2 separate regions of the Homo sapiens genome follow, and region 1 is linked to region 2. Evidence: chromatin loops called from intact Hi-C (ENCODE). Cell type or tissue: gastrocnemius medialis. All regions are shown on one strand. Links, peaks and the distances in the headings refer to the core of each region. The heading gives the core; the rest is flanking DNA.

Region 1 (14,941 bases), core at 4,502-12,501, 230 kb after region 2:
CAATATTAACGGTCAAGATCAGGCAAGGTGGCTCATGCCTATCATCCCAGCATTTTGGGAGGCTGAGGCGGGTGGATCACCAGAGGTCAGGAGTTTGAGACCAGCCCCGCCAACATGGTGAAAGCCGGTCTCTACTAAAACTACAAAAATTAGCTGAGCGGCCGGGCGCGGTGGCTCATGCCTGTAATCCCAACACTTTGGGAGGCCAAAGCGGGCAGATCACCTGAGGTCGGGAGTTTGAGATAAGCCTGGCCAATATGGTGAAATCCTGTCTCTACTAAAAATACAAAAATTAACTGGGCGTGGTGGCATGTGCCTGTAGTCCCAGCTACTGGGGAGGCGGAGGCAGGAGAATTGCTTGAATCAGGAAGCAGAGGTTGCAGTGAGCCGAGATTGAGCCACTGCACTCCAGCCTGGTGACACAGAGAGATTCTGTCTCAAAAAAAAAAAAAAGAAAAAGAAAAAATTAGCCAAGCGTGATGGTGCATACCTGTAATCCCAGCTACTCTGGAGGCTAAGGCAGGAGAATCGCTTGAACCCAGGAGGTGGAGGTTGCAGTGAGCCAAGATCATGGCACTGCACTCCAGGCTGGGCAACGGAGTGAGACTCTGTCTCAAAAAAAAAAAAAAAAAATTAATGGTCAAATCTTTAAAAATTATCAGAAGGTTTTGACTATCGGTTTCTTTTCTTTTCTTTTCTTTTTTTTCTTTGAGACAGAGTCTCACTCTGTCCCAGACTGGAGTGCAGTGGCACCATCTCGGCTCACTTCAACCTCCACCTCCTAGGTTCAAGCTATTCTCCTGCCTCAGCCTCCTGAGTAGTGGGAATTACAGGTGCATGCCACCATGCCTGCCTAATTTTTGTATTTTTAGTAGACATGAGGTTTCACCATGTTGGCCAGGCTGGTCTCAAACTCCTGACCTCGTGATCTTCCCGCCTCAGCCTCCCAAAGTGCTGGGATTACAAGCATGAGCTGCTGTGCCTGGTAGACTACTGGTTTCTTTTCTTTTCTCTTCTCTTCTTTTCTCCCCTCCCTTCTCCTCCCCTCCCCTCCCCTCTTCTCTTTTCTTTTTTGAGACGGAATTCGCTCTGTCATCCAGGCTAGAGAGCAGTTGCATGTCTCGGCTCACTGCAATCTCCTCCTCTGGGGTTCAAGTGATTCTCCTGTCTCAGCCTCCAGAGTAGCTAGGACTACATACGCGTGCCACCATGCCCAGCCAATTTTTGTGTTTTTAGTAGAGACCGGGTTTCACCAATTTGGCCAGGCCGGTCTCGAACTCCTGACCTCAAGTGATCCACCCATCTCGGCCTCCCAAAGTCCTGGGATTACAGGCATGCGCCACTGCACCCAGCTATTGTATTATTGTATTGGTTTATCTTCTTTCTTTCTTCCTTTCTTTTTTTTTTTTTTTTTTTTTTTTTTTTTGAGACGGAGTCTCGCTTTGTCACCCAGGCTGGAGTACAGTGGCATGATCTCGGCTCACTGCAACATCTGCCTCCCGGGTTCAAGCAATTCTCCTGCCTCAACCTCCTGAGTAGCTGGGATTACAGGCATGTGTCACCATGCCCAGCTAATTTTTGTAGTTTTAGCAGATATGGGGTTTCACCATGTTGGTCAGGCTGGTCTCGAGCTCCTGACCTCGTGATCCACCCGCCTCGGCCTCCCAAAGTGCTGGGATTACAGGCATGAGCCACCGCGCCTGGCCTATTGGTTTATTTTCTAAAACAAGACAAAATAAGGCCGGGCGCGGTGACTCAGTCCTGTAGTCCCAGCACTTTGGGTGGCCGAGGCGGGCGGATTACCTGAGGTCAGGAGCTAGAGACCAGCCTGGCCAACATGGTGAAACCCCGCCGCTACAAAAATACAAAAAAAAAAAAAAAATTAGCTAGGCATGATGGCAGGTGCCTGTAATCCGAGCTACTCAGGAGGCCGAGGCGGGAGAAGCGCTTTAACCTGGGCGGGGCGGGGCGGGGCGGGGAGGGCGGCGTGGGGGCGGAGGTTGCAGTGAGCTGAGATCGCACCACTGCACTCCAGCCTGGGCGACAGAGCGAGACTCCGTCTTGAAAAAAAAAAAAAAAAAAAAGGAAGAAAGGCTGGGCAGAGTGGCTCACGCCTGTAATCCCAGCACTTTGGGAGGCTGAGGCAGGTGGATCATGAGGTCAAGAGATGGAGACCATCCTGGCCAACATAGTGAAACCCCGTCTCTACTAAAAATACAAAAATTAGTTGGGCGTGGTGGTGCTGGCCTGTAATCCCAGCTACTCTGGAGGCTGAGGCAGGAGAATCCCTTGAGCCCAGGAGGCAGAGGTTGCAGTGAGCTGAGATGGTGCTACTGCACTCCAGCCTGGGCGACAGAGCTAGACTCCGTCTCAAAAAAAAAAAAAAAAAAAAATAGCTGGCGCGGTGGCTCACTCCTGTAATCCCAGCACTTTGAGAGGCCAAGGCCGATGGATCACTTGAGGCAGGAGTTCGAGATCAGTCTGGCCAATATGGTGAAACCCCGTCTCTACTAAAAATACAAAAATTACCTTGGTGTGGTGGCACATGCCTGTAATCCCTGCTACTGGGGAGGCTGAGGCAGGAGAATCACTTGAACCTGGGAGATGAAGGTTGCAGTGAGCTGAGGTTGTGCCACTGCACTCCACCCTGGGCAATACTCTGTCTCAATAAAAAAATAATAATAATAATAAAAGGAAATAATAATAATAATGAGGTCAGGCACGGTGGCTCATGCCTGTAATCCCAGCACTTTGGGAGGCCGAGGCGGGCAGATCACCTGAGGTCAGGAGTTCGAGACCAGCCTGGCCAGCATGGCGAAACATGGTCTCTACTAAAAATACAAAAATTAGCCAGCCATGGTGGCGGGTGCTTGTAATCCCAGCTACTTGGGAGGTTGAGGCAGGAGAATCACTTGAACCCGGGAGACGAAGGTTGCAGTGAGCTGAGATCGGGCCATTGCACTCCAGCCTGGGCAAGAGTGAAACTCCATCTGAAAAAAAAATAATAATAATAATACATCTAGTGTCAGTTTAATAAAATAACTAAAATAGGCCGGGCGCGGTGACTCATGCCTGTAATCCCAGCACTTTGGGAGGCTGAGGTGGGCGGATCACGAGGTCAGGAGATGGAGACCATCCTTGGTCAGGAGATCGAGACCATCCTGGTTAACACGGTGAAACCCTGTCTCTACTAAAAAAAAAAAAAAAAAGAAAGAAAGAAAATAACTAAAATAATTTAAGTGTTTTGTAAATAATTGAAGTGGAAGATTAAATGTTCTGACTCAAATTGTCAAATAGAAGATAACTGTGCAGTCAGAGAAGTAGCTTCTTTCTTTTTTTTTTTTTTTTTTTTGAGACGGAGTCTCGCATTGTCACCCAGGCTGGAGTACAGTGGCGCAACCTCAGCTCATTGCAAGCTCTGCCTCCCGGGTTCACACCATTCTCCTGCCTCAGCCTCCCAAGTAGCTGGGACTGCAGGCTCCCGCCACCACGCCCAGCTATTTTTTTTTTCGAGACAGAGTTTTGTTCTTGTCTTTCCCAGGCTGGAGTGCAATGGTGTGATCTTGGCTCACCGCAACCTCCGCCTCCCAGGTTCAAGTGATTCTCTTGCCTCAGCCTCCCAAGTTGCTGGAATTACAGGCATGCACCACCACGCCCAGCTAATTTTCTGCTTTTAGTAGAGACAGGGTTTCTCCATGTTGATCAGGCTGGTCTCGAACTCCTGACCTCAGGTGATCTGCCTGCCTTGGTCTCCCAAAATGCTGGGATTACAGGTGTGAGCCACCGCGTCCGGCCCTGGCTTCTGTCTTTAACCAACCCTAAACACCTAAAGAGTGCTTATTAATTGCATTTTATTTCATAGGATTCTTCTAGTTTGAATTTTTCAACAAGGCAAGAGGGAGGGACGTCAAAGTCCCTGGAGACGCGAAAGCTACAGCACTCCACTGTGCACTGTGTTTTGCACCAGGGTGCACCTACAGATAGAACGCTGGGATTCGAGTCACCACAAAAACAGTACCTTCCACAGAAATTCCTATTTTGAGGGTGGACTTCAGTTCACAATTAGACACCAACTCTAAGAAAGCAGTTTTTGTGGTGTGTGTTTTCTCTTTTGTTTCGTTTATTTGTTTGTGGGTACATTGGACTATCCTTTATTTGGAGAGATGGCAGCCAGACCTAGAGAAAGCTGAAATTCTCACTTGCTAGTTAGATAAACATCGGTTCTTGTCACCCCAATCATCTAGATTGTGTGACAGATTTTGTCAGGGGCAGGCCTCACTGGAGTTCAGCTTTCAACAAAGCGGAGGGGATTGGTTGTGTCAAGGATATTTTAATTGGCTGTCTACATTGTGTGGACTCATTAGATAATTGCCAACCTTCTTCACTTTCTGTTGGGTAGACCTGGCTACAGAAGACAGCGTTTGGAAAAGAGATTAGTAAGAAGAGAGGCTGCTGGGCTGGAGAGCTCCTGGCAAAGGGGGACAAACTTGCAGGGAGGGTTGGGGTGGAAAACAAAAGGCCCTGAGCTGGGGAGAAACATCATGAGAGAACAGGAAGGACTCTGGCTGGGGGTGGGATTGGAAACTTCCTCAGAAATCAAGGTTCAAAGAAGACAGTGAGGAAGTACAAATAGACTCATCAGGTCAGGCTGGACCAGAGAAGCTGTGGCAGACGCAGGTGGTCACAGATGCCAGGGAAGAGGCCAGAGGGGCCTCCCTTAGGAGGTAGCTCCGTCCTAGAGAGTTGTTTGTCCCAAAGGCTCCAGAGAAAATGAAGGGGGAGGGGTGGGGAGTGCTCATTCCCAGAGGGAGGGAGGCAAGCTTGGCAAATTCCAGCCCTGCAAGGGTGAGCCCGGCCTATCAGTGTCGAAGGAGGGCTCAGAGGAAGCAGAGGGAGGTGTCTCATCACCACTGCACCAGGGGGTAGGGACTGGGGAAGCAGGGCTGGCCCAGGGGGCTAAGGTCATCCTAGCAGGAGGGGGCTGGCCCAGTAGCAAATGGGCCAAGGTTCCAAATAGGACTTATTACAAGAAAAACAAAAACAAATTCAACATCGTTAGTGGTGGGTTCCTCATCTTTATCTGTTGTAAGTTTTCTAAAAAAAAAAAAAAATCTGAACTCCAACCCACCTTAAGTTCACCTTATTAAAAAGTAACCCTAGGTAAAATAGCACACAAAAAAAAGAGAGAAATAAATAAAAGGTAAGGGGGACCCAAAATATCTATCAATAAGGAAATCATTAAATAAATCATCACATCCTGGTGGATAAGAACTGTAATTGCAACTTTGGGAGGCCAAGGTGGGAGAATAGCTTGAGGTTGAGGGTTTGAGACCAGCCTGGGCAAAGCAGCAAGGCCCTCTCTACCAAAAATATAAAATTTGGTGGCATGGTGGTGCATGCCTGTAGTCCCAGCCACTTAGGAGGCTGAGGCAGGAGGATCTCTTGAGCCTGGGAGGTCGAGGCTGCAGTGAGCCATGATCACACCACTGCACTCCAGCTTGGACAACAGAGCAAGACCCTGACTCTAAAAACATAAACAAACAAACAAGTAAATAAATTATGACATCCAGACTAAGTAAAACAATGAAGCAGTTAAAAACAAAGAGAGAGGCCAGGCACGGTGGCTCACGCCTGTAACCCCAACACTTTGGGAGGCAGAGGCGGGCGGATCACCTGAGATTGGGAGTTCGAGACCAGCCTCACCAACATGGAGAAACCCCATCTCTACTAAAACTGCAAAATTAGCCAGGCATGGTCGTGCATGCCTGTAATCCCAGCTGCTCTGGAGGCTGAGGCAGGAGAATAGCTTGAATGAGGGAGGCAGAGGTTGCAGTGGGCTGAGAGAGCGCCATTGCGCTCCAGCTTGGGCGACAAGAACGAAACTCTGTCTCAAAAATAAATAAATAAATAAAAATAATAAAAATAAAAACAAAGAGAGGGCCGGGCGCAGTGGCTCACGCCTGTAATCCCAGCACTTTCGGAGGCCGAGAGGGGTGGATCACGAGGTCAGGAGATTGAGACCATCCTGGCTAACACAGTGAAACCCTGTCTCTACTAAAAAAAATACAAAAAATTAGCCGGGCGTGGTGGCGGGCACCTGTAGTCCCAGCTACTCAGGAGGCTGAGGCAGGAGAATGGTGTAAACCCGGGAGGCGGAGCTTGCAGTGAGCCGAGATGGCGCCACTGCACTCCAGGCTAGGCGACAGAGCGAGATTCTGTCTCAAAAAAACAAAAAAACAAAAACGAAAAACAAACAAGGATAGAAGCACATGTATTAATGGAAGATAAATTATTCAGTTAAAAGAAATTCTAGGCCAGGTGCAGTAGCTCATGCCTGCAATCCCAGCACTTTGGGAGGCTGAGGTGGGTGGATCACGAGGTCAGGAGTTCAAGACCAGCCTGGCCAAGATGGTGAAACCCTGTCTCTACTAAAAATACAAAAATTAGCCGGGCATGGTGGTGGGTGTCTGTAATCCCAGCTACTTGGGAGGCTGAGGCAGAGAATTGCTTGAACCCAGGAGGCGGAGGCTGCAGTGAACTGAGATTGAGCCACTGCACTCCAGCCTGGCGACAGAGCGAGACTCTGTCTCAAAAAAAAAAAAAAAGAAAAGAAAAATAAATTCTAGAAGAAATGTATGATTCCCTTTGGCATGCATGCGTGTCTGAGTTCAACAGGGGAAGCGCACATGCGACCGTCCACAGTGCTCATGTGAGGGGAGGGGCAGGGATTGAGGCAGCAGAATTAGGAGTCAAACTCCAAATTTGCCAGATCATCTACAAGGAGGGAATGACAGAGCCTGGATGTGCTTGTGGGAACCCCTGCGGAGTCCAGGCTATGTCTGGGCAGGTGTCCTCTCCCAGAAGGCTCTTTTTTTTGTGGAGAGGGTAGAAGCTGGAAATAACACGTTGTAATCGATAATAACAACGCAGGGGCTGGCAGTACTTTGGACGCCCAGTCTCCTCTCCTCTGGACAGCCACGTTGTCCAGGGAGAAATGAAGGGCTGTGGGTCAGGCCACAGGTAAGTCATGAGAAAGACCAGAATAAGAACTGTGAGTCAGCACCCACCTGGCTTCTTCAGACGCATAGTGGCTCCTGTCATCTTAGCGCCTTTGCTCTGATCGCCCCCGGAAGACAGTCCAGTCCTGGTTAAATTCTCTTCCTCTGAGCTTCAATGTCATTTCCTCCTGGCCCCCTCCAATCTCATTTACTTTGCTCCCGCTGTGGCACATGTTCATGGAAGCCAGACCTTCTCCTCATGGTGCACCGTCTGTCGTACTGTCTGTGTGGTTTTGCAGTCCCTCCCCAGACGGTGACTGCAAGCACCACAGGTCGGAGCAGGGACCTGCCCTGGCCAATTTGTTCACGGGCCACCTCCCCAGCCCTGCCATGGAGCAGTTGCTCAACAGATATTACCAGAGCTGGTAACTGCTGAAGCGAGTGCAGTCTCCACTGCGATCCCCTCTGTCTCAGACCTGGCATTGGGAATTTGGTGTTAAGTGGGTGTGGCTGCCAGGAAGGCACTGGAACAAAACCCTGCCCTGTGTTTCCTAAGCAGGTCAGCAGGTGAATGCGTGAACCCGCAGCCCAGCCCTGGCAAAACTTTAGTTGTCTGATGAGATAAACACCTGCCCACACCCAAGACTCCAGGCCCTCTGCTGCAAGCCTGGGTGGGTAGAAGTGGCAGGGGCGGGGGGGAGCAGAAGGGAGAGAGAGGCACAAGTGACTATCTGTCACTGCATAGCCTCACTGGGCTCTGCAGCCGGAGAACACACGAGGGACATAAGGGGTGCTGCCGAGGAGGGTGAATGTCACCTCTCCGCCCCACCCACTCAGCATGGGAGTGACACTCTGAAAACCCCTGTCAGGCCAACAGGCATTTTCAGCTTTCCCCAGTTACCCTGGAGGAGGGTTCACCAAACTGCCACCTGGGTGTGTGATTTGGCTGAAGAGCTCTGCCAGGTCCTTCCCACCCACTAAATAAGGGGAAACAATGGTAGGGAGCAGATGTTTGCCCCCAAGCTCCTCAGGGTGGAGGCAGCTTCTCCTTCTTCTGCCTCTGTGTGGGAGTCAACTGAGGAAGATGGAGCCTCCCGGTGGGTGGAAAGGAGGTGTAGAGTGAATGGGGAGGGGAGATGCTCTAAAAGCGTGCCCCAGATGGTGTTGAGAGGAAAATCCCTGGGTTAGAGCTCAACATCCTGGCTCTGTTTCAGTGGCTGTCCCCCCACCTTCACCTTTCCTAGTTATACATCACAGCATCTTTGTCTGTAGAATTCTGGGGGTGGGAGGTGTGACCCTGAGGGCCCCACATCTTCCTCGGTGCACAGTCCCCCAGCACCCACCTCCCCAGAACCCCCACCTGCACCTGCACTGCCTGGCCTTCCTTCCTTAGCAAGACAGAATTCCTGACAGCCCCAGGGGTTAGGAACAGCTGCATGTGAAGCCCACAGCGGCCTTTCTGAAGCTTTACCCAAGTTCTGCTCCCTGGAGCCACATGGAAGGAAGTTCTGCCTGACAGCCTTTCCAGCACCCTGGGAAGCTGCCGATTTATTTTCTTTACCCCTGACTTCACTTATCTAGGATCCCAACAGAGACTGACAAAGCCAGAGACCCTGATGGTTTAGGATTCCAAGGTTTCTTATGCCTCTAGCTGCTCAGCCAGGAGCTTTCTTGATTTTGTGTTTTTCAAATGAGAAGCATCTTACCAGCTAAGTAAGTCTAAGAGTGTCATGACTCATGGACCTTGGAAACCAATGGTCAGTAGTTTGGGATTCTTTGGGTGGATCAAGAGATTTTCTTGGGGACCTAGGAGCACCTCGATGTGTGGAGGGCCTGAGCAGATGGACTAGTGCCCTCCTCTGGATGGAATTGGAGGTTCCCCTTACGCCCCAATCCCTCCACCCCTGCCCTGGGGCTTTTTTTTTTTTTTCTTTTTTTGCTTGGTGGAATGGGAGAGTACTTTTCAAAGTTACAGTTACATAGAAAAGTTAAAATCACAGCACTATTGCATATCTGAGTGCCAAGAATTACGTTTGTCTTGCTGCAGGTGAGGGAAATGAGGTCACTTCTCAAGAAGTTTGCATTTTCTGAGAAAATGTGGACACAATGGAAAAGCCAAGGCATAAAACCATACACCTGAGAAGGCTGAAGCAAATTGCTCCAGGACTTACAGCACAGTGGGTACGTGTTCCGCAGGTGAGAGGCAGCCTCTGCAGAGGCTGACAAGTCCTTTTTGGATGACACTGTGACTCAGCCCTCATATTCCCCTCTCCAGGGCGATGATCCACCTGGTGCTGTGGCTGCTGAGATTCTAGTCATCCTACTCGCTCTAGGCTGGTGTGATTCTTTTGTTTGTTTGTTTGTTTGAGATAAGTCTCGCTCTGACGCCCAGGCTGGAATGCAATGGTTTGATCTCAGCTCACTGCAGCCTCTGCCTTCCGGGTCCAAGCGATTCTTGTGCCTCAGGCTCCTGAGTACTGGGACTATAGGCGCCCAACAACACAACTGGCTAATTTTTGAATTTTTAGTAGAGACGGGTTTCACCATATTGGCCAGGCTGGTTTCGAACTCCTGACCTCAAGTGATCCGCCCACCTCGGCCTCCCCAAGTCCTGGGACTACAGACCTGAGCCACTGCGCCTGGCCTAGACTGGTGTCATTCTGACATTTCCAGGCCACGAAGCAGTCCCAGACTCAGCAGCCCTGGGCATCTGCCGTAGCCCTGTTGTATGATCTGCTCTGCCACTCATGAGGCATGACTCACCCTCCTACCCTCTCCGAGCCTCAGTTTACTCATTTAAATCTCAAAGCCTCCACAGATAATTGGGAAATGAAAGGAAAATCGTGTAAGTATGAATACCTTCCACAGATAGCGGGATCTCATTAATACTAGTTTTCCCCTTTCCATACCTCCCAGCAAAGAAAAGTTGGTAACTGCAGGCCTCTGAACTAGTGCCCCACATCGGAGATACCGGCCACTTCTTACTGAACATTTGCCTGTGTCTACTATAAGGATATAAGATCATCTCAACCTCCCAAGAAGCCGATATTAGCACCCCCATTTTTGCAGCTAAAGAAACTTAGGTGCAGAAAAATGAAATAGCATATTCAAGGTCACAGAATGACCTGGGGCAGAGCTACAGTCTAGACCCCCATCTGTCTGATATAAACCCCATTCTATGAACCCTCAACATTGCTACTCCCCTTCCAACGCCACTGGAGCAGAAAGCTCCAAAACTGGGTGAAGCACATACAGCTCTATAGCAGGCAACCCCATTCCTGTGTTCCACCTAGTGAAGAACCAGGAGGTTGTGCATGACCAAGGTGGTTCAGGGTGAAGGTCAGGGGCTGGCTGAAAATGGAAGGCATCTCAGGCTGGGTCTTTGACTGTGATTATGTCAGGGTTGGGGCTGAAATATTGTGAGTGGTAACTGAGGTTTCAACCTCTTCCCTAGGAAAGAGTGGGGGTGGGGTGGTGAAGCTGGTTAATTGAGATGGGAGGGTTGGGGTGGGGGCAGGCAGAGCCTTCCAAGGCCTTCAGATCCGGTGCTGTTACCGTAAACAAGTGCAACCCTCAGCTCCCTGGAGGGCCTGGGGAGCAAATGCGTGCATCCCTGCTTCGTTCCCAGCAGCTGTTCACTGGAGGACGCAGCCTGCCATCCCCAGCCGACCTCCTCCACAGCCTTCCCCAGCCCCCAGATCAAGCCTCAGGAAGTGGCGCTGCTGAGAATCTCTCCTCCAGCCCTGCCTCCTGCCGAGAGTGTCTTCAGCGCCAGCATTTCCTGGCCTAATTAAGCTGGGTAATGAGTAGCTAAGAGGAGGGGATAAAAGCCCTAGGCGGCTTAGAGCTGGGACAGTTTATGACAGGGGCGTCTGCAGCTGGTGACATTCCTAGGAAAATTATTTCTCATAACCCTGGGAAGTTGCATGCTGTTTCCTTAGCAGCAGAGTAAGCCTCAAAGGTGAGCATGGGGAACACTGCATCTTAAGGGGGCCTGACTGGAGGGTCCTAAAGGTGACAGGTGGGGGGTGCCATGTGTCTGTAGGACTGATCAGAGCTGCAGAGCAGCTACAGGCCACCCGGGCTAATGCCCTTAGCTTAGTCCGAGGCCGGGGCATCCGTGGTGGCCACGTGACTCCCCAGGGCTTGGGTTTTGTGTTTCTTCTGAATGATAGGACTCTGCACAGCATGCAGTTTCTAAGACCGTATCCTTTCAGGGAAGGAAATCTGAGCTAGAGGCTCTGATCCTGACTCCTCCGCAGCCCACTATTAAGGGTGTGAAAATTGTGTTTTGGAAAATATCAGGTGCCCCAGCAGCCAGGAGTGGGTAGAAGAGCTCTCAGACAGGGGCCCTGGGGGAAAGGGGAAGGTGGGCACCAGGCGCTCTGGACACCAGGGCCCGCCCTTCCAGAGACACTCAGGAGCCCAGCGTTGATTATCCCCACTCCCACTCTGCAGCCACAGCCTCAGCCCCCAAATTCTCCTTCTTTGGCACTCAGTTTTGTTTGTTTGTTTTTTGTGTCAGTTCTGTTTGTTTTTGTTTTCTTCAGTCACCTTGCACTCCTTCCTTAGTTGGCCAGGGAACTTCGTGCTGTATGGGGTGGAGCAGGGCAAGGCCCAGGCTCTGGAGCTCGGCCCATCCCCACGTCTCTGAGTGAACTTGGGAGATCAGGTGACCTCTCAGCCATGGTTTTCCCATTTGTAGAATGAAGGCATTAGTGATGTCTAGTGTCCAGTATGTTATGAACCGCAACCTCCACTTGGCCTGTGAGTGGCGAGCGAGGCTGAAATTGGGCCATGTTTCCCAGACCTTTCAAATTAGGTTACCCAGTTTCACCCAAGAACATTTTTGCCCCAATTATCCTGTAAAGCAGAGTCATAGCTAGTGAGTATGTATTTTATTATTATTATTACTGTTATTATTAGAAACAGGGTCTCATTCTGTCATCCAGGCTGGAATGCCATGGTGTGAACATGGTTCGACCTCCCGGGCCCAAGCAATCCTCCCACCTCAGCCACCCGAATGGCTGGGACCACAGACACGTCACCACACCCAGCTAATTTTTGGTATTTTTTGTAGAGACTGGGTTTCACCATGCTGCCCAGGCTGGTCTCAAACTCTTGGGCCCAAGCGATCCTCCTGCCTTTGCCTCCCAAAGTGCTGGGATTACAAGCGTGAGTCACTTCGCCTGGCTGAATACCTGTTTTTGATGATGGAAGGGCCCATTCTCCTGCACTCTTGTAATCAATATTTGTTCTTTTCCAATTTTCTAAACAAGACCTGTCTGGTGCAATGTCCTCCGAGCCCCGCTTCCTCCACGGCTGGAGCCGGGAGCGGCAGGGAATGTGTGGGCATTCCGTCTTTCCTTCTGATCGCCGCCCTTCACCCTCTGCCCTTGGCTGTTCCCACAGTCCCATCTATTCCCCTGGCCTCCTGCTTGTCTCTCTAAACGAGGAGTGAGTATGCAGATCACAAATAACCTGGTGTTTCCGTTTTTCCCTCTGGCGGTGGTTGCCCCTGGAGTGGAAGGAGACCTGGTGGCCAGATGCCTGACATGGCCGGGACAGCTGGTGCTCTCAGCATTCCTGGGGAAGGTCCCTGGGGATTGGACTTGAGGGGATCACACCAAGAAGAGGGGTGAGCAGGCCTGGCAGCTCACCCCTGTGACCCAGCTCACCTCTGGCTGGGCTGCCTGGCATGATCCCCCGGCCCGGCCGGCAGCAGCTGCGCAGGCCAGGGGAGCCAAATGGCTCTGCATGTGTAATCCTAGCTAAAAAGAGAAAGGGGAAAGATCTTGTAATTTCCCAGGACACAGACAACTGAAACCTGACACTCTTGCCAAGGAAGTCCTTTCACTGAGAGAGAGAGAGAGACAGAGAAGGAGGGAGGGAGGGGAGTGTGTGAGAGCCCACTCTGGAAGGTTCCGGGAGAGACAGAGAGAAGGAGGGAGGGCGGGGAGTGTGTGAGAGGCCATTCTGGAAGGTTCCGGGGCCAGCAGGAAGCCCTGAGCACAGCTCTCCTGTGAGTACCCCATGTGTCATCTGCCCTAGTCTTTGGCCTGAGCCAGGAGATGTGGCTGGTCTGCCCAGTGGGCACAGCAGTGGCGGCAGAGGCCCGGCCGCCATCCGTCTCTGTTCATTGGGAGCCGCTGCCCCTTCCTTTCCCTGCCTTTTGTGTCAGGGAGCCAGATTGTGCTGTTGAGAAAAATGTGCTCGAAGCCCTTCAACTCGGCCAGTAAGAGCCATTCTTTCTTCCTGTCGCTCAGCGCTTTGTAAAACCAAATGTATGATCAGAGTGGAAGGAGTCCAGCCTGACTTGAACGGGTTAGGGTCATTCATCTTTGTTCAGCTATAAGGAATTGCAGGTGTTTGTTAGGCTAAAGCCACAGAAATTTGGGGAGGCCACTTTGTGACCAGCTCTGTGCTGGGTGCAGCTCTGGGGGACACAGGCATGTATGACAAGTGTCTGTCCTTGAGGTGTAGTTTGCCATCTGGCTGGAGCAACAAGACTTTCAGCCACAAGGATCAGTGAACGATACATGAAGGAGTCTCCAATCAAGAACCTGAAGGTGGGATACAGCCAGCCAGTGGTTCTGGGGGTCCGTCCTGGTGTGCTCTGTGGAGAAGCCTTCTTTTAGGTGAAATGTTCTCTGCCGCCATTCTGTGTCACCCGCTGTTGATTGCGCTCCTATGATGTGCCAGGCGCTGACCGGGCACCAGGGATGCTGCCGCCCTGGCGTAGCGCACTCTAAAGGCTCTGACTTCACTCTTATCTGTGCATGTTTGTATTTTATAGTTCATTTGTTTATTTACACACCACATATGTTCAGTGTATCCAAAAAGATTCAAGGCAGTTTATCATTAATGGCACAAGTGCCAGAAACCCCAAAACCAGATTAAAGGTTGAGATCCAGGGTCTAGAGAAAGCTGGGGCTAAGGAATAAGCCCATCAGAAAAGTAGGATTCAAGGAAGTGCTGCAACATTTGAACCTAAAAGTTGGTTCCGAGCTGCCTGGTGGTTAGGTCAAAAAGGGAAATAGTGTGTCTAATATAAAGGAAACATTTCTTGTGTACGTCCCTTCTTTCTGACGCCAACCTTCAGGCTCATTTCTTACCATCATCCCATGCACACTCCACCTTGCTTGACTGCATTCACTTCTGCAGAAGCACTGAGGGTCGGGCTCATTGGCACCTGAGCTTCTCCCACCTCCCCACTGCTCTGTCTGCTTAACTCCGGTGAACACCACTGGCCCTGCTTCAACAGGCAGTGCGGTCACTACTTCACATGCCTGCCTGAGCCCGCAGTCAGCGCCTGCTGCCCTCCCCGTGTCGATGCCTCTCCCACCTGGCTCTGTCACGGCCCTCTCAGGGTACTGTCATTGCTCCCTGCTTCTTTCCCTACCTGCTGGTGAGTTGCTGCAGACCAGGAGTCCTGTCCCTCATCTCCACTATCTCAGGGCCTAGCACAGTGCCTGCTGCACTATAGCCAATAAATACTTGCCACTAACAATTATTTTGCACTTAATGATGTGACAACCACCATGGTAATTGTCTTACAAATATTATCTTTTCTTTTTTCCTTGTGGCAGGGTCTCACTCTATTGCCCAGGCCAGAGCTCACTGCAACCTCTTCCTCCTGGGTTCAAGCAACTCTCTTGCCTCAGCCTCCCAAGTAGCTGGGATTACAGGTGTGCACCACCAAGCCCTGTTACTTTTTGTATTTTTGATAGAGACTGAGTTTCGCTGCGTTGGCCAGGCTGGTCTCCAACTCCTGACCTCAAGTGATCTGCCCGCCTTGGCCTCCCAAAGTACTGGGATTACAGGTGTGAACCATTGCACCAGGCCCATTTAACTCTTTTTTCTTTTTCCCCTGAGATGGAGTCTTGCTCTGTCGCCCAGGCTGGAGCGCAGTGGCGCAATCTTGGCTCACTGAAATCTCCGCC
Region 2 (14,941 bases), core at 4,477-12,476:
TCATCAATTATCCACTACCATAAACAATGGGAGAGGACCGAGTAGTGTCTTTTGATTGCCAAATACTATGCTCTGTACATTGACATGGGTTCTTTGTAATTAAACAAAAACTTCTGTCAAGTGATAGCATTTCATTTTACTAATAAGAAAACTGAAATGGACCCCACTTCTACAAAAAATTAAAAAATTAACTGGGCGTGGTGGTGTGTGCCTATAGTCCAGGTACTCAGGAGGCTGAGGGAGGAGAATCGTTTGAGCCCAGGAATTCAAGGTTACAATGAGCTATGATCACGCTACTGCACTCCAGCCTGGGTAACAGAGTAAGGTCCCTGTCTCTGTTTAAAAAAAAAAAAAAGAAAAGAAACAAGGTGAAATGGAATGGTATCAAGAAACTTATCCAAGGGACAGGACAGGGGAGTGTCATAATTTAAGCAGGTTTGAAAGAAAAGCTCCTGACTCTTCCACATACCACATTAACCCCTCTTCCACTGCCCCGTTTCTTGTGCCTCCATTACACACTGCATTTTCTTTTCTTTTTTTTTCTCCATCTGTCGCCCAGGCTGGAGTGCAGTGGTGCGATCTCATCTCACTGCAACCTCTGCCTCCTGAGTTCAAGCAATGCTTCTGCCTCAGCTTCCTGAGTGGCTGGAATTACAGGCACCCATCACCATGCCTGACTAATTTGTGCATTTTTAGTAGAGATGGGGTTTTGCCATGTTGGCCAGGCTGGTCTTGAACTCTAGACCTCAGGTGATCCACCCGCCTCGGCCTCCCAAAGTGCTGGGATTACAGGCATGAGCCACCACGTCCCTGGCCCCAGGTCAACATTTTTAAATGTTGCATCTTACTATTCTTTATTGTGTTACACTGGATAAGACTGCAAAACAGTATTACCAGTAAGATAGTCTCAAACATTACTCTTTTGGTAACAAGACAGCTTTTACTTCTCGCTATTAACAATCTGACACGCAGTCATGTGTTATACTTAACAATGAGGATATATTTTGAGAAACCACATTCTTAGGTGATTTTGTTATGTTTTCAACAATATAGAATTCAGGGACTAGATGGCATAGCCTACTACACAGCTAGGCTATGGGGTACAGCCTGAGGGTCCTAGATGGTATAGCCTACTACAACCCTAGACGATGTAGTGTGCTACACACCTAGGTTATGGGGTATAGCCTATTACTCCTAGATGGTGTAGTCTACTATATACAACCCTAGATGGTAGGGCCGACTACACACCCAGACTACAGGATATATAGCCTATTGCTCCTAGGTGGTGTAGCCTACTACTTACAATCCCAGACACACAATGGTAAAGTATTTGTGTATCTAAACATACATAAATAGAAAAGGTGCAGTAAAAATACAGTATAAAAGATTTAAGAACTGACACACCGAGATAGGGCACTTATCATGAATGGAGCTTGCAGGACTGGCAGTTGCTCTGCTGAGTCCGTGACTGAGTGGTGTGAATGTGAAGGTTAGGACATTACAGTACACTGCTGTAGACCTTGTAAACACAATGCATTCAGGCTGCACTCAATTTATAAAAAGAAATGGAATTGTGCTACAGTGTCATAAAGGCTATGACGATAGGAAATTTTCAGCTCAATTATAATCTTATGGGACCACAGTGGTATAAATGGTTTGTCATTGACCAAAACATGGTTACTTGGGGCATTATTGTATATACTATGGAATGAGGAGAGTATGTTTAATTTTATCAGGTATGGCGTTCAAAGATATCTATATCAGAACGAACAGAGTAGCTTCCAGTTATTTCTTTCATTTTGGAAATGTTTGGAAGTTATCTTTTCCTTGAAGGTTTAGAAAACTTTACCTGTGAATAAATCGATCCTTCTGTGAGAACTCCCTAATTATTAGTCTGCTAAGATTTTCTACTTCCCAATTTAGATTTTTCTTACTATACTATTCTTCTGGTTAATAGGACTTCATTGAGGTTTTTGAACTTAAAAGCACTATCTATTTCTTTGAAAATATCAAATCCATTATTTCTTTCTGGTCTGCAACTCCATGGTTCTTGAAAATTGTATTTAAAGATTACCCTATTTAAGGGTTACCTTATTTGAATTTTTCTCCTTTTGAAAAGAATCAATGCTTGAAATTTTTAATCAAAATCATCAGTTTTATGCTTTAAGTTTTTTTTCCCCTTAATTCTTCTATCCCCCAAAATGTTAGGCTGAATATAGCAGTAAAAAAGCAGAAATGATAAAAGAAGGCTTAAGGTGACTGGGTATATTTCCAGATAATTTAATGTGCCATGACTGATGATATCAATAAAGTCATATGCAAGGTTACACAAAGTCATAAAAACTATCTCTTTACATCATTGTTACTTTAAGAAAATTAGATTATATATTTTAATTCCTAGAAAAATTGTTGCAGTGAATTGCTGATCACAAAAACAGAATGCAATTATCGTACATGAACTTAAGTACACCGATGGTGAAACGGAGGTTTTCTGGATCATCCAGGACGGCGGAAGTCTTGAAGCACTGTTTGTAAGTTCCCGTTATTAGAGAAAGGTAATTTCTAGGACTTTCCCTAAAGCATCAACCTGCTTAAGGGTTAGACACAGCACCAGATCTACAATAAATTAAATAATACATTTGACATGTTTGCCTCCCTGTAGGTACTGCAGTGATGATTTACAAATACTTTCTCTTCATATTTCACTGGCAAGTGGTCAAATATTTCTGGTCCTCTATTAACATGTATCAATAATCAGAAATATTATTATCGATATGAAATAAGCAAACTGAATAATTATCAACCAACCACCATAGAAAAGGCAAGGCAGGCTAAACGTGGTAGCTCACGCCTGTAATCATAACACTTGGGAGGCCAAGGTGGGTGGATCACTTGTGGCCAGGAGTCAAGACCAGCCTGGCCAACACAGCGAAACCCCATCTCTACTAAAAATATAAAAACATTAGCCAGGCATGGTGGCGCACGCCTATAGTCCCAGCTACTTGGGAGGCTGAGGCATGAGAATCGCTTGAACCCAGGAGGTGGAGGCTGCGGGGGGCCAAGATTGTGCCACTGCACTCCACCCTGAGTGACAGAGCGAGTCTCTGTCTCAAAACAAACAAACAAACAAACAAAAAAACATGAAAAGAAATGACATTAAGTGTCGTGGCTGTTAAAAAGATAAGACATGGTCCTTGAGATGAAGAAGCCTGAACTCACAAAGATATAAAATAAGCATAAAGAAACATGTTAAGCGACAAAAGGCTGGGGGAAACAAGGACAGTTCATGGACGTAGTGACATTTAAGTAAGGCTTTTGAGAGAGTAGTATTTAAATGGGTAAGGAAGTAGAGAGGGGGCCAGGTGTGGTGGCTCACACCTGTAATCCCAGCACTTTGGGAGGCCAAGACAGGAAGAGTGCTTCAGCCCAGGAGTTCAGGACCAGCCCAGGCAACATAGGGAAACCCTACGCACAGATAAAATTAAAAGATTAGCCAGGCGTGGTGGCATGTGCCTGCAGGCCCAGCTACTCGAGAGGATCACTTCGGCCTGGGAGATTGAGGCTGCAGTGAGCTATGACTGCACCACTGTACTCCAGCTTGGGAAATAGAGCAAGACCCTGTCTTAAAGCAATAAAAGCTGGGCACAGTGGCTCATGCCTATAATCCCAGCACTTTGGGAAGCCAAGACAGAAGGATAGATTGAGGCTAGGAGTTTGGGACAAGCCTAGGCAGCAGAGCAAGACCTCGTCTCTACAAAAAATAAAAAATAATTAGCTGGGTGTGGTGGCACGAGCCTGTGTCCCCAGCTACTTGGGAGGTTGAGATGAGAGGATCACATGAGCCTGGCAAATCGAGGCTACAGTGAGCTGTGACCACACTACTGCATTCCAGTCTGGGCGACAAAGTGAGAGAGCTTGTCCTTAAAAAAAAAAAAAAAAAAAAAAAAGCCGGGTGCAGTGGCTCACACCTGTAATCCCAGCACTTTGGGAGGCTGAGGCGGTATATCACTTGAGGTCAGGAGTTCTAGACCAGCCTGGTCAAAATGGTGAAACCCTGTCTCTACTAAAAACACAAAAAATTAGCTGGGCGTGGTGGTGGTGTGAGCCTATAATCCCAGCTACTCAGGAGGCTGAGGCAGGAGAATCGCTTGAACTTGGAAGGCAGAGGTTGCAGTGAACTCAGATTGCACCGCTGCACTGCAGCCTGGGAGACAGAGAGAGACTCAAAAAAAAAAAAAAAAAAAAAAAGGAAAAAGAGGATGAAGGATGTTTGAAAATGCATGAAGTAGGGTGTACATGCATGATAATATGGGGCATATGGTTTATGAGACTATAGCTTGCCCTGAATTTGGTGAAGAGGACACAATCAGGTAGAGCCAGGCAAAGGGCTGGCAATGGAGCTACAAGGACAAAGACAAACCCACAAGATTTTTTTTTTTTTTAAAGCATTACACAGGGACTCAAGGAATGTTTCCTGAGGAGTGTATGGGAGAAGGAAAGTTGGTTCCAGGCTGTGAAAAGCCACCGTCACTATTGGTGGGTGGTAGACACTGAGGACTTTCTGGGGGAAGGAGAACATGATAGGACCCACAGTGAAGGAGAGGGGGTGGCATGAGGTCCCATTCTAACACTGGAGTTCAGACAGGATGGAAGACTGCACTATTTCCAGGACAGTGGGGTGTATGGGGAAGGTCTCATGAATAATCCTTAAATAATGCAGCATCAGGCCTAACACTGAGGAGGACAGAGCAGAGAGTGTGGCGCACCTTCTGGGCGATCATGTTGCAGATCTCAGGCAGGAAGTCCTCACTGAGGAGCTTGTAGAGCTGCCGTTCTCGAAGGGAGGTCCTCTCGCGAAAACTCTCGGTGACCTGTCTCCATTCCTCTTCTGTCTGGCACAGGAGCCACCAAGTACCTTGGCCTGGCCCTTGGGACCCTAGAAAATAAAGGAACGGATTCACTACAGGAGATCCCATGAGGACCTTTCCTTATTTATTCTCAATTTTGTTTCTACTGTGGGTCATGACTAAAATAAGGAACTCGGCCGGGCGCGGTGGCTCAAGCCTGTAATCCCAGCACTTTGGGAGGCCGAGGCGGGCGGATCACGAGGTCAGGAGATCGAGACCATCCTGGCTAACACGGTGAAACCCCGTCTCTACTAAAAATAGAAAAAAAAAAATTAGCCGGGCGCGGTGGCGGGCGCCTGTGATCCTAGCTACTCGGGAGGCTGAGGCAGGAGAATGGCGTGAACCCGGGAGGCGGAGCTTGCAGTGAGCCGAGATCACGCCACTGCACTCCAGCCTGGGCGACAGAGTGAGACTCCGTCTCAAATAAATAAATAAATAAAAATAAAAAAAATAAAATAAGGAACTCAAAAAAGAGACCTATTACTTAATTTTATTTTTTTTGAGACAACGTCTGGCTCTATTGTCCAGGCTGGAGTGCAGTGGTGCCATCTCAGCTCACTGTAACCTACACCTCCTGGGCTCAAGCCATCTTCCCATCTCAGCACCCCCCAAGTAGCTGGGACTACAGGTGTGTACCAGCACATCCAGCTAAACTTTTGTATTTTTCGTAGAGACAGGGTTTTGCCATGTTGTCCAGGCTGGGCTCTAATTCCTGAGCTCAAGTGATCTGCCTGCTTCGAACTCCCAAAGTGCTGGGATTACAGGTGTGAGCCACTGCACCTGGCCTACTTTTAAATTTTATTTATTTATTTATTTATTTATTTATTTAGAGGCAGAGTCCTGCTCTGTTGTCCAGGCCGGAGTTCAGGGGCACCATCTCAGCTCACTGCAGCCTCCGCCTCCTGGATTCAAGTGATTCTCCTGCCTCAGCCTCCCGAGTAGTTGGGATTACAGGTGCCTGCCACCACGCCCAGGTAATTTTTGTATTTTTAGTAGAGATGGGGTTTCACAATGTTGGCCAGGCTGGTCTCGAACTCCCGACCTCAAGTGATCCATCCACCTCGACCTCCCAAAGTGCTGGGATTACAGGCATGAGCCGCCACAATGGCCTCTTTTTGACTTTAAAGTTGACAATGTATACTTCTGGTTTTCCTGTTAAAGTCATTGTTAACAACTAAAAAAAAATGTAATGTCTAAAGGCAATACAAATATAACTACTGTGAATTTAACAAGATAGATATTCACAGTCTAGAAATGATTAAATATATTGACAGAAATGGTTTTGATTTTGAGTCTTTGCTGAGTCTACCCTGCCTCAACTACACTGTGCAAACTGGTATGTGCCTCCCATTTTTATGTTATTTGGATTACAAAATTAAAATCTAGGTAGGAAACCAGTATGTAGTAAACCTATAAGGAAACCATTGTGTCATGAAGCACTGACATTAAAAAGACCTCTCTTTGAGAAGCTGGTTATTCACTCCAACGTTAAGGTGTCTATTACACTGTCCCCAGTAAACAGGGCACTAGTGAAAAGATCTAGTTCTGATCTTAATCCTTAGTCAGATGATGAGCTGGGCACAGGATAAGGTGTGAGGAGGAGAACTGAAGAAGAGTACAGGGGGTAGGTAAAAGGCTATTGCAATAACCTTTACTTTGTATGACTCTAGAAAAAGAGTCAACACCCTAGCATAAATGAATCATATTTATTTAATTCTTTCTAAATGCCAGTAAAGAACATTACCATGTCTTGTCTGTGGCTCGGATGCCAAGGAATTTTCTTCCTGCTTTTCACTGAAACACAGGAAAAAGAGGTGCCAATTAAAACAAAGACAGGTCCAAAATTGTTCTGTGCCACCCCAGGATGGTAGAACCCATTAATTTAACACAAAGAGAGTGTATGTGTGTGTGTTAAGGGGACAAGGCTTGGAGGCGGAACGCTGAATAAATGAACACTAAGATGCAGGCATGCTGGTCTAGGAGGGAAGTACTGACATACAGCTACCCTATGTTATGGCAACAGTATCAATGCATAAGAAAACAGTAACTTTTATTTTTTATTTTTATTTTTTTGAGACGGAGTCTTGCCCTGTCACTTAGGCTGGAGTGCAATGGCGCGATTTCAGCTCACTGCAACCTCCGCCTCCCAGGTTCAAATGATTCTCCTGCCTCAGCCTCCTGAGTAGCTGGGACTATAGGCACCCGCCACCAGGTGCAGCTAATTTTTGTATTTTTTAGTAGAGACGGGATTTCACCATGTTGGCCAGGCTGGTCTTGAACTCCTGACCTCATGATCTGCCTGCCTTGGCCTCCCAAAGTGTTGGGATTACAGGCGTGAGCCACCGTGCCCAGCCAGAAAACAGTAACTTTTAAAGCTTTTTTTGGAAATCAAACAGATGCACTGTTTTTTTTGTTTGTTTGTTCTTGTTTTTTATCACTGCTCCAGTCAAGAGAGAGATGCAACTGTTAATAATTAAATGCCAAGAAAAAAGAACTGTAGGGATTCCAATGTCCTCCTCCCTGATTCAGGGCCGCACTGAAGACAGGTGTATTTATTATAATTGATCCTTACCTAAGGCAGAGGGTTAAGAGCATGGGCTCCGAAGGGGGAATGCCTCTATTCAAGCTGTGCCACTTACAATGTGACCTCAGGAAAGTTAATTAACTTTCCCCCAAAATGGAGCTATTAATAGTGCCTACCTCACAGGGACGTTGGAGATTAAATGACAAAATGCAAAGTGTATAACGCATTAGGATGAAGTATCATTTTCACTTGTATCCCTGAAACAGAAAGGACACTCTGTGGACTTTTCGCTTGTTTTCGATTAAAGTTTCTATGAGAATGAAAATGTTCTATATTGGCATTATCCAATAAACCATGTGGCTGCTGAGCATCTGAAACGTGGCCAGCGTGAACCAGAAACTGAATTTTAAATTTAATGAAAAAATATTTAAATACTGGCTTACACACACAGCTCTAAAGGAAAAAAGTCACCAGTAGAGGGTAGCACAAGTCCATGGATGCTTGTTAAAATGATTCTACAGTCCCAACCCTAAGCTACTGTGATTCTTGATACTTATGGGGAAACGGAGACAGGTATCATGCAGCTTTCTGAATATCGAAGGACGTGTGAAATCCTAACAAACCCGGAAACAGGTGTTGATACATAAAACGTTAAGTAATTACAGGACATTTGTCACAGAAACGGATAAGCAAGAAATAGGCAGCTGCAATCTGAAGCTGAACTTCTGTAAAGTTAAGTGGATGCTGATTGAGTTAAAATCAGGATCTGAGTGATCTACATTCTTTTTTTTTTTGAGATGGAGTATCGCTGTGTCGCCCAGGCTGGAGTGCAGTGGCATAATCTCGGCTCACTGCAAGCTCTGCCTCCCAGGTTCACGTCATTCTCCTGCCTCAGCCTCCCGAGTAGCTGGGACTACAGGCACCCGCCACCACGACTGGCTAATTTTTTGTATTTTTAGTAGAGACGGGGTTTCACCGTGTTAGCCAGGATGGTCTCGATCTCCTGAGTGATCTATATTCTTAATCTGATTTCCCAGAAATATTTCTTAGTGGTTAAAAAGTGACAGGGTGAAATTCAGCCTAACTCAAGCATTTAGATTAAGTAGGAAGGGAAGAAGCCACTTGTCCTGAGTTATCAGAATTTTTAAGAATACAGCCTCACTTCAATAGGCTTAGTGATAGAGCTGATCCTTAAGTAAAAAGTGTATTTACACAGCATAGGTCAGATTTTGAAAAGTCCTATAGCAAGATTCACATGGTGAAATTTCCTAGAAGATAATGACATATAAAAGAAAATCCCCCAAGTATCTTTCTTTGCTAAAATTAAATATAAAATTGAAGAATGAAAAAAACTGTCTTGTTCAATATAATCCTCATTAAGTGCACATCCATCGTCTAGTAAGAGGACTCGCTTAGAGAGGGGAGGTGACTTGCCAGATGTCACACACTAAGGGCTTCCTGACTGTACTGCACATGTGGTAATTTCATAAGGACTCAGTTTCAGGTTGCTATAATAATGTGCTTCCCATGGCACAGGCAAAATAAAGAAAAAGGAATAAATGAATTAAGGTCCCTTCTGCCATGGTCTATGACCACAACTAACAAGATTTTCTTACCTCAACAGAATCTCCTCCTGCAGTTTCTTCCGTTTTGGGGGTCTTCCTCTTCTTTTTCCCGTTTTTCCAGGAATACTTGAGACATTTTTTTGTCCTTCACTTTCCCTAATAAATAATATTAAATAGAAATGTTCTGGCACAGGATTGGCATTGCTACATATGATTTTAAAACAGTATTTCTGGCCATGAGATTACCAAAAAGGATTAAATGTAGCAGTGAAAGGAAAAGGGAACAGCAACTTCCAGTCTTCATTATTAGACTGTGGATCTGAGGAAAACTAACATTTTGCAATACTAAAATGTGCTTAAGATCTAACTAACACCTTCCGAAGAGTAAGCATTCTCCTAGCAGTAAGAAAGCCTAAATAAGAGGTTAGCATTGTTTTGGGATGCTATGGAAATGCGGCCTCTTCCTTACTTAGTAAAGCTTATGTTTCAGGCATCATTTAAATTCCTTCTGTTCTTAAACTGATGGATACTAACGTTCATAAACTACATCATTAAATTCTTTTTTTTTTTTTTTTTTTGATGGAGTCTCGCTCTGTCGCCCAGGCTGGAGTGCAGTGGTGCGATCTCGGCTCACTGCAAGATCAGCCTCCCGGGTTCACACCATTCTCCTGCCTCAGCCTCCCGAGTAGCTGGGACTACAGGTGCCCGCCACCACGCCTGGCTAATTTTTTGTATTTTTAGTAGAGACAGGGTTTCACCGTATTAGCCAGGATGGTCTCGATCTCCTGACCTCGTGATCCGCCCGCCTCGGCCTCCCAGAGTGCTGGGATTACAGGCATGAGCCACTGCGCCTGGCATAAACTACATCATTAATTCTAGTCGAAATAAGGAGATCTCAAGGACTGATGATGCAAGATGAAATTGTTACTGCAGTGAAATGATTGTGCTGCTGAGAAGAAACCTGCTATATTAAAATAGCCTGTGGCAAGAGGAGTGGCATTTCTCAGAAACCTCCTATCAAGAACTTCAGATTAAAAAAGTATATTTAACCCCTCTGGTAGCAGAGAATTAATTCCTTTTTGTTTTTGCATGAAGTATCTCCTTACCATCTCTTTGCAGGCATGCTTAGAGAATTCCTTCATTAGGAAAAAAAAATTGTGCTGTAGAATTCTGATGCATTTAATCTTAATGACATTTTAATACAGTAGCTATCATGCCCTAACACTGAAGAACATACCTGCTCAAAGAGAGTTCTCCATTGGATTTTCCTTGCACCGGGTCCTCTTTGTACATTCGTGTTCCATAGAAATACCAATATAGTGCCCCAGAATTGTCTTCACCCAATGGCTCCACACGGAGACTGTCTGCATCCAGGCCCTACACAGAGCACGGAAAAGGGGTTTGGGGAAATGGGGAACAAAACGCACCAGGAAAAAACCAGAACGAGGATTCCAAATTTACACGTAAGCATAACTCAAATCTAAAAATGCCCAAGTATCGCTGGGCGTGGTGGCTCACGCCTGTAATCCCAGCACTTTGGGAGGCTGAGGCGGGCAAATCATGGGGTCAGGAGTTCAAGACCAGCCTGGCCAACATGGTGAAACCCCACCTCTACTAAAAATACAAAAAATCAGCTGGGCGTGGTGGCGCGCGCCTGTAATCCCAGCTACTCGGGAGGCTGAGGCAGGAGAATCGCTTGAACCTGGGAGGTGGAGGTCGCAGTGAGCCAAGATCATGCCACTGCACTCCAGCCTGGGCGACAGAGAGAGACTCTGTCTCAAACAATAAATAAATAAATAAATAAATAAAAATGTCCAAGTATCTTATGTAATTTTCAATCAGCATAAGAAACACGGATATAATGGGAAGGTGGTACCTACTTTGAGGAACAAGAGATGGAAATATTACAATGCTCCCTATCCCCACCATTGTTCCCTTTTCAAAAAAGAGAGAATCCAACAGCAATCCTGATGAACAGTTTACAGATTTGGCTGGGAGCGGTTGTTTTATGTGAGCACACACGAAAAGAAAGACAAGTACAACCGGGTGGATCAGGCACGGGGCAAGCTTTGCCCCATGGGATCCTCTGTGGCAGTTCCGGCATAACCTCCTGTGACCTCTCACTCCAGCTGAGTTCCAGTGACAGGGCTCCCAATTTACCTCGGGGGCTGACCTGTACTGGCCTTCTCACTGCTACTGAAGTCCTTGAGTCCTCAGCAAAGACCGTGCTAAATTACACAATGATTTTTTTATAATGTGCCCATAACCAGAGCTCAACTGAGAAGTCATCACCACATTTAATCACTGATGATGGAACAGGATTAGAAACTGACTTCCCTATGAGTGAAAGCAATAACCCACACTCTCCCTTGAGGATATACTTTTTTTTTTTTTTAAAGACGGAGTCTCGCTCTGTCACCCAGGCTGGAGTGCAGTGGCGCAATCTCGGCTCACTGCAAGCTCCGCCTCCCGGGTTCATGCCATTCTCCTGCCTCAGCCTCCCGAGTAGCTGGGACTACAGGCGCCTGCCACCACGCCCGGCTAATTTTTTTTTACTTTTAGTGGAGACGGGATTTCACCGTGTTAGCCAGGATGGTCTCGATCTCCTGACTTCGTGATCTGCCTGCCTTGGCCTCCCAAAGTGCTGGGATTACAGGCGTGAGCCACAGCACCCGGCCCCCTCTAGGATATACTTCTAAACAGATAACCACACCAAGGGGGACAGAGAGATGGCCACAGCTTCCTTCAACACATTTTTTGTAACGTGGATGTGTGTAGAGGATGACCTTCACTAACATATACGGTTTCAAGTTCTTGGAGATTTCAGTAAATATTTCAATCAAATTTACACCCTGAAAAATAAAACTCAGTGGCGGATTTAGTTGCAGGTTTGGCTGATGACAGAACAAACAGGGTCCTCTGGTTGTACCTATTGCAGATAGGACTCAGTGCACGTAAAGGAAGATGAAACCAGACTAGAAATTAGACCAAAATAACGTACTTCCATAGGGATGTACATCTTGCATCTCCGTGGCTACAGCAGTCATGGTTTTCCATACAGTGTTATTGGCAATGAATAGTACCAAGACTAGTACCACAAGCCAAACTCTGGCTTAGTATCTTTGGGTTTTACGTTCTGACTACATTTCTGATTGCTGGCTTTTCACAGCTACAGGGAAAGGTTCGCCAGTTAAGCATACCTTTAGAAGATCGAAGACATCGTCTGCATCCAGCCGGTAATCACAGAGTCGGTGCAGGATCTCCACCCGTGTGCGAAGAGGCAGGTCCTGGAAACTGGCTTCCCTCAGAGGGTTGGGCTTCCCTTCTTCGAGCTCCCAGCGGTAGTTGATGATGTCCTCTAGGTAGCTGTGGAATGTCTGAGGCCTAGACCAGGGCCCCAAACACAAAAATACATTAATATAAAATATAGGTTGGTTGGGAGAAGGAGAGAGAGAGAGAACTCATGATCTGACAGCTAACAGATTTTTGTTTTTATACAGACAGGGTCTCGCTCTGTCATCCAGGCTAGAGCACAGTGGCAAGATCTCAGCTCACTGCAGCTCTCCTGGGCTCAAAAGATTTTCCCACCTCAACCTCCCAGGTACCTGGGACCACAGGCATGCACCACCACACCCAGCTAATCTTTGTATTTTTTGTAGAGACAGGGGTCTCCCTATGTTGCCCAGGCTGTTCTCAAGCTCCCAGGCTCACACGATCCGCCCGCCTTGGCTTCCCAAAGTGCTGGGATTACAGGGGTGAGGTAACACGCTTGGCCCAGTTGACAAATTTTACACAGAAAGCAGAAATGAAAAACAGTAACAGGAAGTCCCTCATGAAGTTTCAGCCTACTTACATGGATATTGTGTTTTGTCAACTATCAAGGAAGATAAATATATAAAGAGGGTTTTTCACAGAATAGGTTGACTTTAAAGCCCGAATAGCACATTCTGGTGGAATGGGTAAAAGCATAATCAAATGTGTAGGTTATGAAGCTGAGGCAAAAGTCTCACCCGCTACGCGTACAACTGAAGACACCCTGCGGTTCAGACAGTACAAAGTTGGGTTCATGACTTAGGTGGCGAGAAAAAAGGAAAAAAGAAACGCATAGTTGGCCTAACCTAATTTATATTTCAGGTTAAGATACAAAGGCAGAAAGTCCTCCAGAATACAAATGGCTACACTGATATGCAACTATAATTTCATATTCTATTATACATGAACTTTAAGGCATGAACACTGCATTCTAAATTTTTTTTCTTTGATTTTTCTTTCTTTCTTTTTTTTTTTGAGACAGAGTCTCGCTCTGTCACCCAGGCTGGAGTGCAGTGGCTCGATGTCAGCTCACTGCAAGCTCCACCTCCCGGGTTCATGCCATTCTCCTGCCTCAGCCTCCCGAGTAGCTGGGACTAGAGGCGCCCACCACCATGCCCGGCTAATTTCTTTTTGTAATTTTAGTAGAGACCGGGTTTCACTGTGTTAACCAGGATGGTCTCGATCTCCTGACCTCGTGATCCACCCGCCTCGTCCTCACAAAGTGCTGGGATTACAGGCGTGAGCCACCGTGCCCGTCCTTTCTTTGATTTTTCAGAGATGGGGTCTCAGCATGTTGCCCAGGCTGGTCTTGAACTCCAGGGCTCAAGCAATCCTCCCATGTCTGTATATTAAAATTTGAAGATAGTTTTTCTGCAGAGAACATTTAAGACACCTAGATGGCAATTTAAATTTTTTCTTCAGTACAGTCTGGAAACCCTATAATTGTGTTAAATATATTTTTTCCCATATGGGGTCTCACTATATTGTCCAGGCTGGACTCAAACTCCTGAGCTCAAGCAATCCTCCCACCTTGGTCTCCAGAGCATCTGGACTATAAGTGCGTCTTACCACATCCAGGTGTAAATACCTTTTTTTTTTTTTTTTTTTTTTTTGAGACAGAGTCTTGCTCTGTCACCCAGGCTGGAGTGCAGTGGTGCGATCTTGGCTCACTGCAAGCTCCGCCTCCCAGGTTCACGCCATTCTCCTGCCTCAGCCTCCCGAGTAGCTGGGACTACAGGCGCCTGCCACCACGCCCAGCTAATTTTTTGTATTTTTAGTAGAGACAGGGTTTCACTGTGTTAGCCAGGATGGTCTCGATTTCCTGACCTCATGATCCACCCGCCTCGGCCTCCCGAAGTGCTGGGATTACAGGCGTGAGCCACCACACCCGTTTTTTTTTTTTTTTTAATGGAGTTTTGCTCTTGTAGCCCAGGCTGGAGTACAATGGCGTGATCTTGGCTCACTGCAACCTCTGCCTCCTGGGTGCAAGTGATTCTCCTGCCTCAGTCTCCTGAGTAGCTAGGATTACAGATGCCCACCACCATGACCGGCTAATTTTTGTATTTTTAGTAAAGACAGGGTTTCACCACGTTGGCCAGGCTAGTCTTGAACTCCTGACCTCAGGTGATCCGCTTGCCTTAGCCTCCCAGAGTGCTGGGATTACAGATGTGAGCCACTGTGCCCAGCCACGTATTTTGATTAGTACCTAAATATGCCTTCCATGTAATAATGTGCTGTTTGTTAGATGGTTATTTTACATCTCAACTATTAAGAATCAAGATCTAATTTACCTCATGCTTGATGTGAAAAGTTTTTTCTTATTAATAAGCAAAGAGGCCTAAAGAAGTTATTGGTATCATTTTAAAATTAGGCAACTACTATGTTGACTTATAATCTATGGTAGTTATATTTGCAGCAAAGTGAAAGGAAATATTTGTGGAAAAAATTAAGAAGGCTTAGGCAAATAAGAAATTAAACAGTTTGCCGGGCGCGGTGGCTCACGCCTGTAATCCCAGCACTGTGGGAGGCCGAGGTGGGCGGATCACGAGGTCAGGAGTTTGAGACCAGCCTGGCCAATATGGTGAAATCCCATCTCTACTATAAATACAAAAATTAGCCGGGCGTGGTGGCGT

The links. Hi-C counts contacts between places; a loop is a spot of excess contacts. Peaks named below come from ENCODE experiments on the same cell type or tissue, not always from the same donor. Only the 100,000 strongest peaks of a DNase experiment are listed, where the experiment ranks them.
Region 1: it touches region 2 in a loop (4-fold over the local background); 7 of 110 quality-filtered maps call a loop at or near these places.

Annotation. Positions count from the first base shown.
Region 1 is chr22:17,262,541-17,277,481 of GRCh38, reverse strand. It overlaps CECR3 (cat eye syndrome chromosome region, candidate 3), which reads left to right and starts at 10,749. Exons shown (of 3, transcript NR_038398.2): 1 at 10,749-10,959. RefSeq lists enhancers at 6,991-7,979, 12,300-13,126, 13,127-13,953. In gastrocnemius medialis, for the core only: a CTCF peak has its summit at 8,885 (motif pointing left); a DNase peak (open chromatin) is centred at 10,613; H3K4me3 peaks cover 312 bases; H3K27ac peaks cover 2,962 bases.
Region 2 is chr22:17,494,842-17,509,782 of GRCh38, reverse strand. It overlaps CECR2 (CECR2 histone acetyl-lysine reader), which reads right to left. Exons shown (of 19, transcript NM_001290047.2): 3 at 12,197-12,380; 4 at 10,234-10,373; 5 at 9,048-9,152; 6 at 6,652-6,701; 7 at 4,767-4,936. Among named protein-coding and RNA genes, the nearest start is that of SLC25A18, 61 kb to the left of the region's middle. RefSeq lists an enhancer at 14,877-14,941. In gastrocnemius medialis, for the core only: a CTCF peak has its summit at 7,898 (motif pointing right); no DNase peak of the experiment used is centred there; H3K27ac peaks cover 2,252 bases.